Regions from separate parts of the Homo sapiens genome. Here region 2 is linked to region 1. A link is a contact called in ENCODE Hi-C or POLR2A ChIA-PET data. All regions are on one chromosome and are shown on one strand. The core of a region is the stretch at or near the end of the contact, and the rest is flanking DNA. Distances in the headings are between cores, read along the strand shown.

Evidence for each region. Hi-C counts contacts between places; a loop is a spot of excess contacts on that map. ChIA-PET counts read pairs that join two places held with the same protein, here RNA polymerase II (POLR2A).
Region 2: a map of B cell shows a loop between it and region 1 (6-fold over the local background). The contact joins the promoter of CEP83-DT here to the enhancer-like site in region 1. A Hi-C loop is called at or near these places in 1 of 168 maps with a recorded cell type or tissue (B cell). POLR2A ChIA-PET finds 5 or more read pairs at or near these places in 2 of 52 experiments (K562 and OCI-LY7).

The regions. Positions count from the first base shown.
Region 1 is chr12:92,938,713-92,943,153 of GRCh38, reverse strand. No RefSeq gene overlaps it. Among named protein-coding and RNA genes, the nearest start is that of EEA1, 12 kb to the right of the region's middle. Within about 2 kb of position 1,858, at least 3 of the 41 ENCODE cell types and tissues checked have a DNase peak (open chromatin) inside an H3K27ac peak, as active enhancers do; they include B cell, where a contact is called at or near this core.
Region 2 is chr12:94,457,084-94,462,177 of GRCh38, reverse strand. It overlaps CEP83-DT (CEP83 divergent transcript), which reads right to left and starts at 2,175. Exons shown (of 1, transcript NR_027035.1): 1 at 1-2,175. It overlaps CEP83 (centrosomal protein 83), which reads left to right and starts at 2,311. Exons shown (of 17, transcript NM_016122.3): 1 at 2,311-2,621. RefSeq lists an enhancer at 1,845-1,894.

The DNA.
Region 1 (4,441 bases), core at 609-3,108:
AGTCTTACAAAGGCAGTCTGGTCCCCCTGGCAAGAAGGAGGTTTGTTTCAGGAAACTGCTGTTATCATCTTTGTTTCAAAGTTAGACTATAAATTAAATTCCTCCCAAAGTTAGTTTGGCCTGCACCCAGGAATGAAGAAGGGCAGCTTGGAGAGTGTAAGCAAGCTGGAGTCAGTCAGGTCAGACCTCTTTCATAATTTTCTCAGTGTTTATTTTTGCGAAGGTGGTTTCAATACCCCTAACTTTTCTACTTAAAATTACGATATATGCTATTTCAGACTTTTTCTTCAGTATATGAAAGGGTTTAAAGATTTTTGTCACTTCTCATAAAAAAACTAAATTATTTATTAGTTTTACATTTCTTCCCATCATGTTATGCAGTAACAACATATATAGCGCAGTTTCTTGAGTGAATTGAGGAAAGAAATATAGCTCAGAGCAATCTGAGCTATGTGAGGTCTGCAAGAGGTGCCAGGCCCAGAGAGACATGAGTATGTGACTTTAGTCACATCCTACAACCCCCCACCATCTTGCATCTATGCCCAGGGGTAATTGTTTTTTGTTTGGGTTTTTGTTTTGACACAGGGTCCTGCTCTGTTTCCCAGGCTGGAATACAATGGCATGATCTCAACTCACTGCAGCCTCGACCTCCCTGGCTCAAGTGATTCTCCCCACTCAGCTTCAAGAGTAGCTGGGACTACAGGTGCATGCCACCATGTCTGGCTAATTTTTGTGTGAGTGTGAAGATGTGGTCTCACCATGTTGCCCAGGCTGTGCTCAAGCAATCTTCCTTTCTTGGTCTCCCAAAGTTCTCGCATTATAGGCATGAGCCAACGTGCCCTTTATCAGGTTTTTTGTTTTTTCAGACAGGGTCTCACTCTGTTGCCCAGGCTGAAGTTCAGTGGCATGATCATGGCTTTTGTTGCCCCGGCTGGTCTTTAACTCCTGGGCTCGAGGGATCCTCCTGCCTTGGCCTCCCAAGGTGTTGGGATTACAGGTGTGAGCCACCGTGCCCAGTCAGGGACAATTGTTTAAAGGCATTTTGGCTGGCATGCTGGTTCATCCTGTAATCTCAGCATTTTGGAAAGACAAGAGAATCAGTTGAAGCCAGGAGTTTGAGATCAACCTCGGCAATATAGAGAAACCCTGTCTCTGTTTAAATACACCTATTTTGAAGAAAAAAAAAGCCATTTTGTTTCTGACTAGCTGAACTGCCCATTATCTTCATGTTCCTGAAATTTGTGATACAAAGAACATGGTACAGCCAATCAATAAATTATATTATTTAAATGTAAATTATTGGTACATATATTAGTCCATTATCACACTGCTATAAAGAACTACCTGAGGCAGGGCATGGTGGCTCATGCCTATAATCCCAGCACTTTGGGAGGCCGAGGTGGGCGAATCACTTGAGGTCAGGAGTTTGAGACAAGACTGGCCAACATGGTGAAACCCCGTCTCTACTAAAAATACAAAAATTAGCCCAGGGTGGTGGCAGATGCCTGTAATCCAAGCTGCTGGGGAGGCTGAGGCAGGAGAATCACTCGAACCCTGGAGGTGGAGGTTGCAGTGAGCCGAGATTGTGCCACTGCACTGCAGCCTGGGTGATGAAGCGAGACTCCATCTCAAAAAAAAAAAAAAAAAAAAAAAAAAAACTACCTAAGACTGGGTAATTTATTTTAAAAAGAGGTTAGATTGACTCACAGTTCTGCATGGCTGGGGAGGCCTCAGGAAACTTAGAATCATGGCGGAAGGCAAAGGGAAAGCAAAGCACGTCTTACCGTAGCAGAGCAGGAAGAGAGAGAGAGTGAAAGGGGAAGTGCCACACTTTTAAACCATCAGATCTCGTGAGAACTCACTCACTTTTATGAGAAAAGTAAGGAGGAAATCCGCCCCCCATGATCCAGTCACTCCTGCCAGGCCACTTCTCTGACATGTAGGGATTACAATTCAACATGAGATTTGGGTGGGGACACAGAGACAAACCATATCAGTAAACAGTGTAAGATCACCTCTTCTTGTCCCTTAAAAACCTACTTGTGGCTGGGTGTGGTGGTTTGTGCCTGTAATCCCAGTACTTTGGGAGGCAGAGGCAGGAAGATTGCTTGAGCCCAGGAGTTCAAAACCAGCCTGAGCAACACAGTGAGACCCTCTCTCTACCAAAAAAAAAAAAAAGAAAAAAGTCAAGAGGATCACTCGAGCCCACGAGGCACAGGCTGCAGTGAGCCATGGTTGTGCCACTGCACTCAGCCTGGGTGACAGAGAAAGACCCTTTCTCATAAATAAAATAAAATAAAACAAAACCCCAGCTACTTGTAATTGCTGCTAGTTGGAGTACATATTCAGGGAACTTTGAGTCTATGTTTTAGGTTGCAGTCTTCAAACTTGGCCCAAATAAACTCTCTACTTACATTCCGTTTGCCTCAGTTTTTCCCTTTAGGTCAACAGAACAACATTACAAACTGGATTTTAATTTAATTGAGCAAATTGATATTTTTTCCTGAAGGCCACACAATGCTCTACAACCTGAGGAAAGAGGCATTAGGGAAAAGGAAGAGGAGGAGTACTGTATGTTTCCCAAGTTGTTCTTTAATTTTCTTTTCAGGTTAATTTGTTTGTTGCTTTTTTTCATCATCTAAATGTCTATTTTTTATATTAACCAAAATATGTCAATAGAATATATTTTTGGGTCCCATTTTTAGCCAATTAACTCATAACAAGCATTGTCCTGAAAAAGTTTTAAAAAGGCATATTGGGCCGGGCGCGGTGACTCACACCTGTGATCCTAGCACTTTGGGAAGCCGAGGTGGGCAGATCAGGAGGTCAGGAGTTCGAGACCATCCTGGCCAACATGGTGAAACCCTGTATCTACCAAAAATACGAAGAAATTAGCTGGGCGTGGTGGTGCACGCCTGTAATCCCAGCTACTCGGGAGGCTGAGGCAGGAGAATTGCTTGAACCCAGGAGGAAGACATTGCAGTGAGCCAAGATTGAGCCGTTGCACTCCAGCCTGGGCTACAGGGTGAGACTTCATCTAAAACAAAAAAAAAGTGTATTGTGTTGTTTATGTTATCTTACAAATTTTAATATTAAATTTCATTTGATATCACTTAGAAACAATGATGTAAATGAGAGAGGGAATGTGTGTATGTACCTCTTTCACTAGAATATATATATACATATATATATATATATTTTTTTTTTTTTTTTTTTTTTTTTTGATACAGTGTCTCACTCTGTCGCCCATGCTGGAGTGCAGTGGCGCGATCTTGGCTCACTGCAAGCTCTGCCTCCCGGGTTCACGCCATTCTCCTGCCTCAGCCTCCCGAGTAGCTGGGACTACAGGCGCCTACCACCACGCCTGGCTAATTTTTTGTATTTTTAGTAGAGATGAGGTTTTGCCGTGTTAGCCAGGATGGTCTCGATCTCCTGACCTCGTGATCCACCCGCCTCGGCCTCCCAAAGTGGTGGGATTACAGGCATAAGCCACCGTGCTCGGCCACTAGAATATATTTTTACAAAATAATAATGTCACTAGTAATAATACTTTAGAGTACTTTACCATCTCTATTCTTTACTTATGCTGCCATCTATATGCTAGCAAGACATTTTCAGATTAGTATTTCACAAAAACCATTTATTTGAGTCCTTACTGCATTACTTTAAATGTTCAGACCATTCTAAGTAATCTATGAGTTTAATCAATGGTATTGTTAGAATTAGCCTCTGGAATCATCTATCATTGAGTTTCTATCAAATTCTAAGGGGAGATAGAAGTGCTGTAGGTCTAAATTGTATGCAGCCCATCATCCTAATTATATCATGTAGGGAGGCCAGCTGGCTAGCTGTCAAGAGACCTCAGGATGCTCATTTAAATTGGTAAATTCACTGTGGTCCAGGCTCTGAATCTTTGCTCAGCAGCTTCAAAACTTGAATTTTTGTCAGCATGTTGAAAGTAAATTCTTCTCTTAGCAGACTCATAATATTCAAACGTACAGAGGCTGAAATGGTATTAATTTACAAAGGGCAACAAATTTTTTATGTGAGTTGTGCTGTACCAATGGGACCAGTGCATTTACTCTTTAAAGACAAAACTACATGGGAATCCAATTATAATTGACAGTTTGGGGGTGTGTATTCAGAACAAGAGAAGGTAGTTGGAAGACGTACCTTACATTTTTGTCAAATTTGTCATGTGGCCCGGAGTGTTTTGAGTTTTTGACCCAAGGTCTCTTCTTCCCTGTAGTTACAGGGTTGAGTACAAAAATGTAGGTATACGTAGGCCATGTAGTTTCGTTTGGGAGGCAAGGTGAGACTTGCAGATGAGTAGGAATTAGACAAGTAACAGTAGGATGGGTGTAGGGAACATTCCAGGCATATGAAATAGCATATATAATGGTTCAGAAGTAAGGGAGAGACTATGATGAGCCCAGAAATG
Region 2 (5,094 bases), core at 926-3,425, 1.5 Mb before region 1:
ACTATAGGTAAATGAATATAATCAAATTTATAGACACAAAAAAGCTGAGACTCAGATCCCCAGACATAGTTACTTCATCATGGTTACCTACTTGTGAAGGTCAAGAGTCAACTGGCTCCCTTTTCACTGGCACAGCTTTAATTAAAACATAAAACACAACTTTGTTTTTGTAAAATAATAAATTACAAAAAACACCAACCAGATAAAAAGTCCAAAAGACAAAATGTAAAACACTTGTATTTTGACTGACCTTCTTCCAGATATTTTTGTACACTTATATTAACATATGTACACACATATATTCACATTAGGACAGCACTGTACTTGCTAAACTACATTCTGCTTTTTTTTTCCTGAGGGGAAACTATATTTTTTGGACATACTTTAATGCAAATAAAGAACTTTCCATCAGTTTTTAATGGGTCAAGAGTATTCCATTGCATGTACCAATCATAATTTTCTTAACTAGTGTCCTAGTGATGGACACTTGTTTCTAGAAGCATTATTTTTAAAAAAGGTGGCAAATAGTATCCTTATGAATCCCTTATTTTCCTTAGGGTATATGCCTCGGAAATGAGACAGCTGTGGGGCAAAGGCTAATGCATATGTTAAATTTTGGTAAATAGGGTTGTACCAATTTCACCTTCACACCAAAAATGCCTGACAGTAATTGTATCCCACACCCCTATCAACAATGATAGACAAAAAACAACTGTTTGGAAGTGGGACAACTTTCCGTTTGTTAATTGAATATTTGTTTTTCTTGGCTTTTTGTATTTTTAATAGATGGGATTTCACCATGTTGGCCAGGGTCGTCTCGAACTCCTGACCTCAGGTGATCCACCTGCCTTGGCCTCCCAGCGTGCTGGGATTACAGGCGTGAGCCACCGCCATTTCCCGAATGATCTTTTTCCTACTGACCAATAATTTGTCATGTATAGTTTACTGGCTACCACAGAGATTTCTGGAGTTGTCTGGCTCCAGCGTTTAAAAGTAATGGTTTTGGGCAACTCTGTGAAATGGAGATAACAATTGCACCTACCTTACAGAAATGTTAGAGTTAAATAAGATAACCTGAAAAAGTACTCCAGTACTTGCCACACAAATGCTCAGCAAATGTGAGCTACTGTTATTATACTAAACACGCACACATACATGAGAATTTCTGGATTCTCTATTCTATCTCCCATGTCTCATCTATGTAATCCATCCAGCAACATTCCATTACCAACTCGCTGTCCTTTTTTTCCCTCCTCTTAAGAGACACGGTCCTTTCTAATGGCCCGTTTTCCCTCATTTCAACAACAACAAAATCACCTCTCAGTTGTCCAATAATAACTACAGCCTGAAAATCATAATCTTGGGGGTAAAAATAAGCTGTACTTCACAAAGCAGTGAGAATCAAAGCCCAACCAAGGCACTGAACAAACGCTGGGGATGGGAAGGTGTCTGTTTCTTCCAACACGTATTTTGAAAGGCTGACCGCCTACTTTGTTTCAGACTTTGGATGATCATGGAAGTTCTCAAAAGCTAGCAACTCCTCTTCCAACTATTGTTTACAGCCTTAAGACAAGTAGTTCCCCATGTGACCCCAGGTGGGCCCTGAACTTGGGATAACCAGGACAGGAGACTTGGAGCAGGAGGTGCGGGGGCGAGGAGGGCTCTCTCCCGGGCGATTGGTCCTAACCCGAGGTTCCCTCGTGGCAAGCTGAGCCGACTCCCCACTCGTGGGCTGATGCCCGAGGCAGACGCGGCAGGCAGGCGGCTTCGGGAGCGCATATCTGCACCCATGGGGACGATGGCAGGCTGGCGAAGGGAGAGAGGTGGCGGCAGGACTACCATTTGAGGCTCTCAAATGGTGTGGGGAAGAGGGAAGGAGAGGCGCGAAAAGGAGGAAAACCCCTGGAGACGCTGTGTCGGGCGGAGGCTAGGGAGACCGGCTTCGCGCTCCAACGACGCGCATCACTCAGACTCCAAGGCAAGTGCCCGGGGCTAGATTTTCCGTCCCCTGGGGCTCTGGGGATCTCTGAGTCCATCCCAGGGCCCTCCAGGAACGCCTTCGGGAGCGCAGCCCGGCCCCGCCGCTGCCGCTGTCACCCGTGGCCGCTCCCGCCTCGGTTCGTTTGTCTCCTCCCTCTAACGGCTCCGGCAGCAACCGGCGTCGGTGGCGTGGGTGACGTCGGCGTGGGGGGTGGGACTTCCTGCTTCGCGTGCCGCTGGGCCAAGGGACAGAGCCCGCTCCTCCAGGCTGGTGGGGCGGTGCGATGAGGCGGCTTCTGGGCCATACGTCAGCACGTGGGGTGGCGCCGCACCCCTGAGGATCCCGGTCCACGCGGAGGAGTGGGGCTTTTCACCGCCGCCGCCGCCGCCCTCGGACCTCTCCCGGGATACTTCACATTTCCCTAGGGACGGGAGCCCGAGGGGTCCGTTCGGCCCTCTTCCTCTCGCTGGGCCGACACCCCGCTGTAGGACCGTAACCCTTAGTCCCAATGCCTCCGTAAGCGGAGTTGAGTGGGTGCCTGTGGTTGGAGCTGTGGAGGTGTCCCCGGTGGCGAGCGCGGCCAGAACTGCGGTCACTTAAGTTTTCCGTGTGCGGGTTGCAAGGAGCGTGCGTGCGTCTGGTATGTAACCTCTCTTTCTGGGGACGGTGTCTTGTTTGTATTTTGGAATACTCATTTTGTCCCTCCACAAACTGCCCTTGAATCCTTTTTTTATTTTCCTGTTAAAGTAGTGGAAGCTCGTGCTAGAAAAGTAGGCAGAGAGACGCACGTGAAACTCTTCATGGAGCTTTTGGATGCACTCTGGCTTGGTGGTTGTGTAGCCAGTTTGGTAATTGGCCAGACGTTTAAGTACCTCCAGCTTAATTTACGATGAAAAAGCTATGCTACCATTTTCCTTGGCTTTGAAGACAATTTGAATGAACAGTGATGTCGACTGTCATTACTGAGATAAACACCTAAAATATGTTAGCATATGCTGGGTTTAAATACTTTGGTTAATCCTCAGTGTCCAACTTTTGACCATAATCAATGGGCATTTTGCTCTTAAGAATATCCACTGCTAAGTATTTGTAAAGCCTTTAGTTAGCTGAAATGAGGAAGCTCTTTCAAATCTTACAGATCTCTAGGATAAGGAAAGACTTGTCTGAATTTCGTGTATATGATATATACTTCATAATCTGTTCAGACTTTAAGCAGCTCTAAAACAGAGTGGGTTGTTAAAGCAGTGCTTCTGTTACCAAGCAACATGTCTGTAAACAAGTCTGACATTTAACTAAAACACAATTAAAGGTATCTATCCTACAGTTACCTGGATTTAGAATTTTCCATATTTATGAATTTAGCCTGTAAGTGGTTAGAATTAATACTCACCTTTTGTATTGAGGTTTGATTTCAAACTCAGTTTGTTCAGAATTGTTAGAATGCTTTATTTATTTATTTATGACTGAGTCTCACTCTGTCGCCCAGGCTGGAGTGCAGTAGCGCGATCTCGGCTCACTGCAACCTCCGCCTCCTGGGTTCAAGCGATTCTCCTGCCTCAGCCTCCCGAGTAGCTGGGATTACAGGTGCGTGCCACCATGCCCGGCTAATTTTTTTATTTTAGTAGAGATGGGGTTTCACCATGTTGGCCAGGCTGGTCTCAAACTCCCGACCTCAGGTGATCCGCCCACCTCGGCCTCCCAAAGTGCTGGGATTACAGGTGTGAGCCACCGCACCAGGCCAGAATGCTTTAAATTATAAGTGTCACACAGGACTCTCCTGAGAGTTGCAAATGGTTTTGAGTTGTCCTTTGGTTATTTAGGACAGAGTATGCTGGGTATTCCCCTTACTTTGAGTGTTTTCTTTCCAGATCAGATGAAGTGCGCGGACTGTATTTAGAACATTCTCAAATAATAGTGAAATACAATTTAGAATTCCATGCAGCACTGGGAGAATGAAACACTGATTATTCACAGGTAGTTTTTTTTTTTTTCTTTTTTTGAGACAGAGTTTCATTCTTGTCGCTCAGGCTGGAGTGCAGTGGTGGGATCTCAGCTCACTGCAACTTCCGCCTCCCAGTTTCAAGTGATTCTCTCCTCTCAGCCTCCCGAGTAGCTGGGGTTACAGGTGCATGCCACCATGCCCTGCTAATTTTTGTATTTTTAGTAGAGATGGGGTTTCACCATATTGCCCAGGCTGGTCACGAACTCCTGACTTCAGGCGATCTGCCCACCTTGACCTCCCAAAGTGCTGGGATTACAGGTGTGAGCCAGCGTGCCTGGCCTATTCACAGGTAGTTTTTAATCCTTGGTTTACCAGTCACCTCACTGTCTCCTCTTATTGAACCCTTAATGATAAAATTTTTATGGCAAGTTGTTAGTTTTTAGAGCACTTTTTGAATGATCTTTTCAATCAATAACCTTTCAAGTAAGCAAGTATGTGAGAAAATTTGAGACATGATGAGACTAAATGACTTCTTTGAAATCTATTAATAATGGGAATTGGAACTTGAAGTTTAATGTTCTTTATGTCAGATACCCTTATGTATTGCTAAAATCCATGGACTTAATTTTAGTTCTCTCCTCCTTTTTTCTATATGCTGATGTTGAAGTAATGAAATATTCAAAAGTTGGGCAAGATGGAGGAGACAAATCAAGAATGACTCGTATAATCCTTAGTAATCAGAAATCAGCATTATGTCATGGGATGTTCTAATTCAAGAAGCTTAGAGTGAAATCTTAACAGAAAGATTAGTGAATTTTAGTGAATTGTCAGAATTTCCCCACCCCCAGGTACTGTCTCTTTGCCTAAAAGTAGATGAGCTTGCTTTTAATTTTGTCATACATATTAGGTTCCATAAGTAAATTGCCCACATTGTTTAACCTATGTGCTTTTAGGGAATGTGTGTAAATCTGTGTAAAAAACTTCCTTTTAACCCAAGTTCATGTTTCTTGACTTAAGGTGAATTATTTGAAATCCTCTCACCTTGCCTTTTCAAGTGTATGTTCTTTATGGAAAAGGTGTCTCTGCCCAGATTGGTTTCTTCACTATCCCCTAAACCTGCTCTGTACTTTATCCTTTCCATATTAGTCTGCATATCTTTCTATCCCCCGTG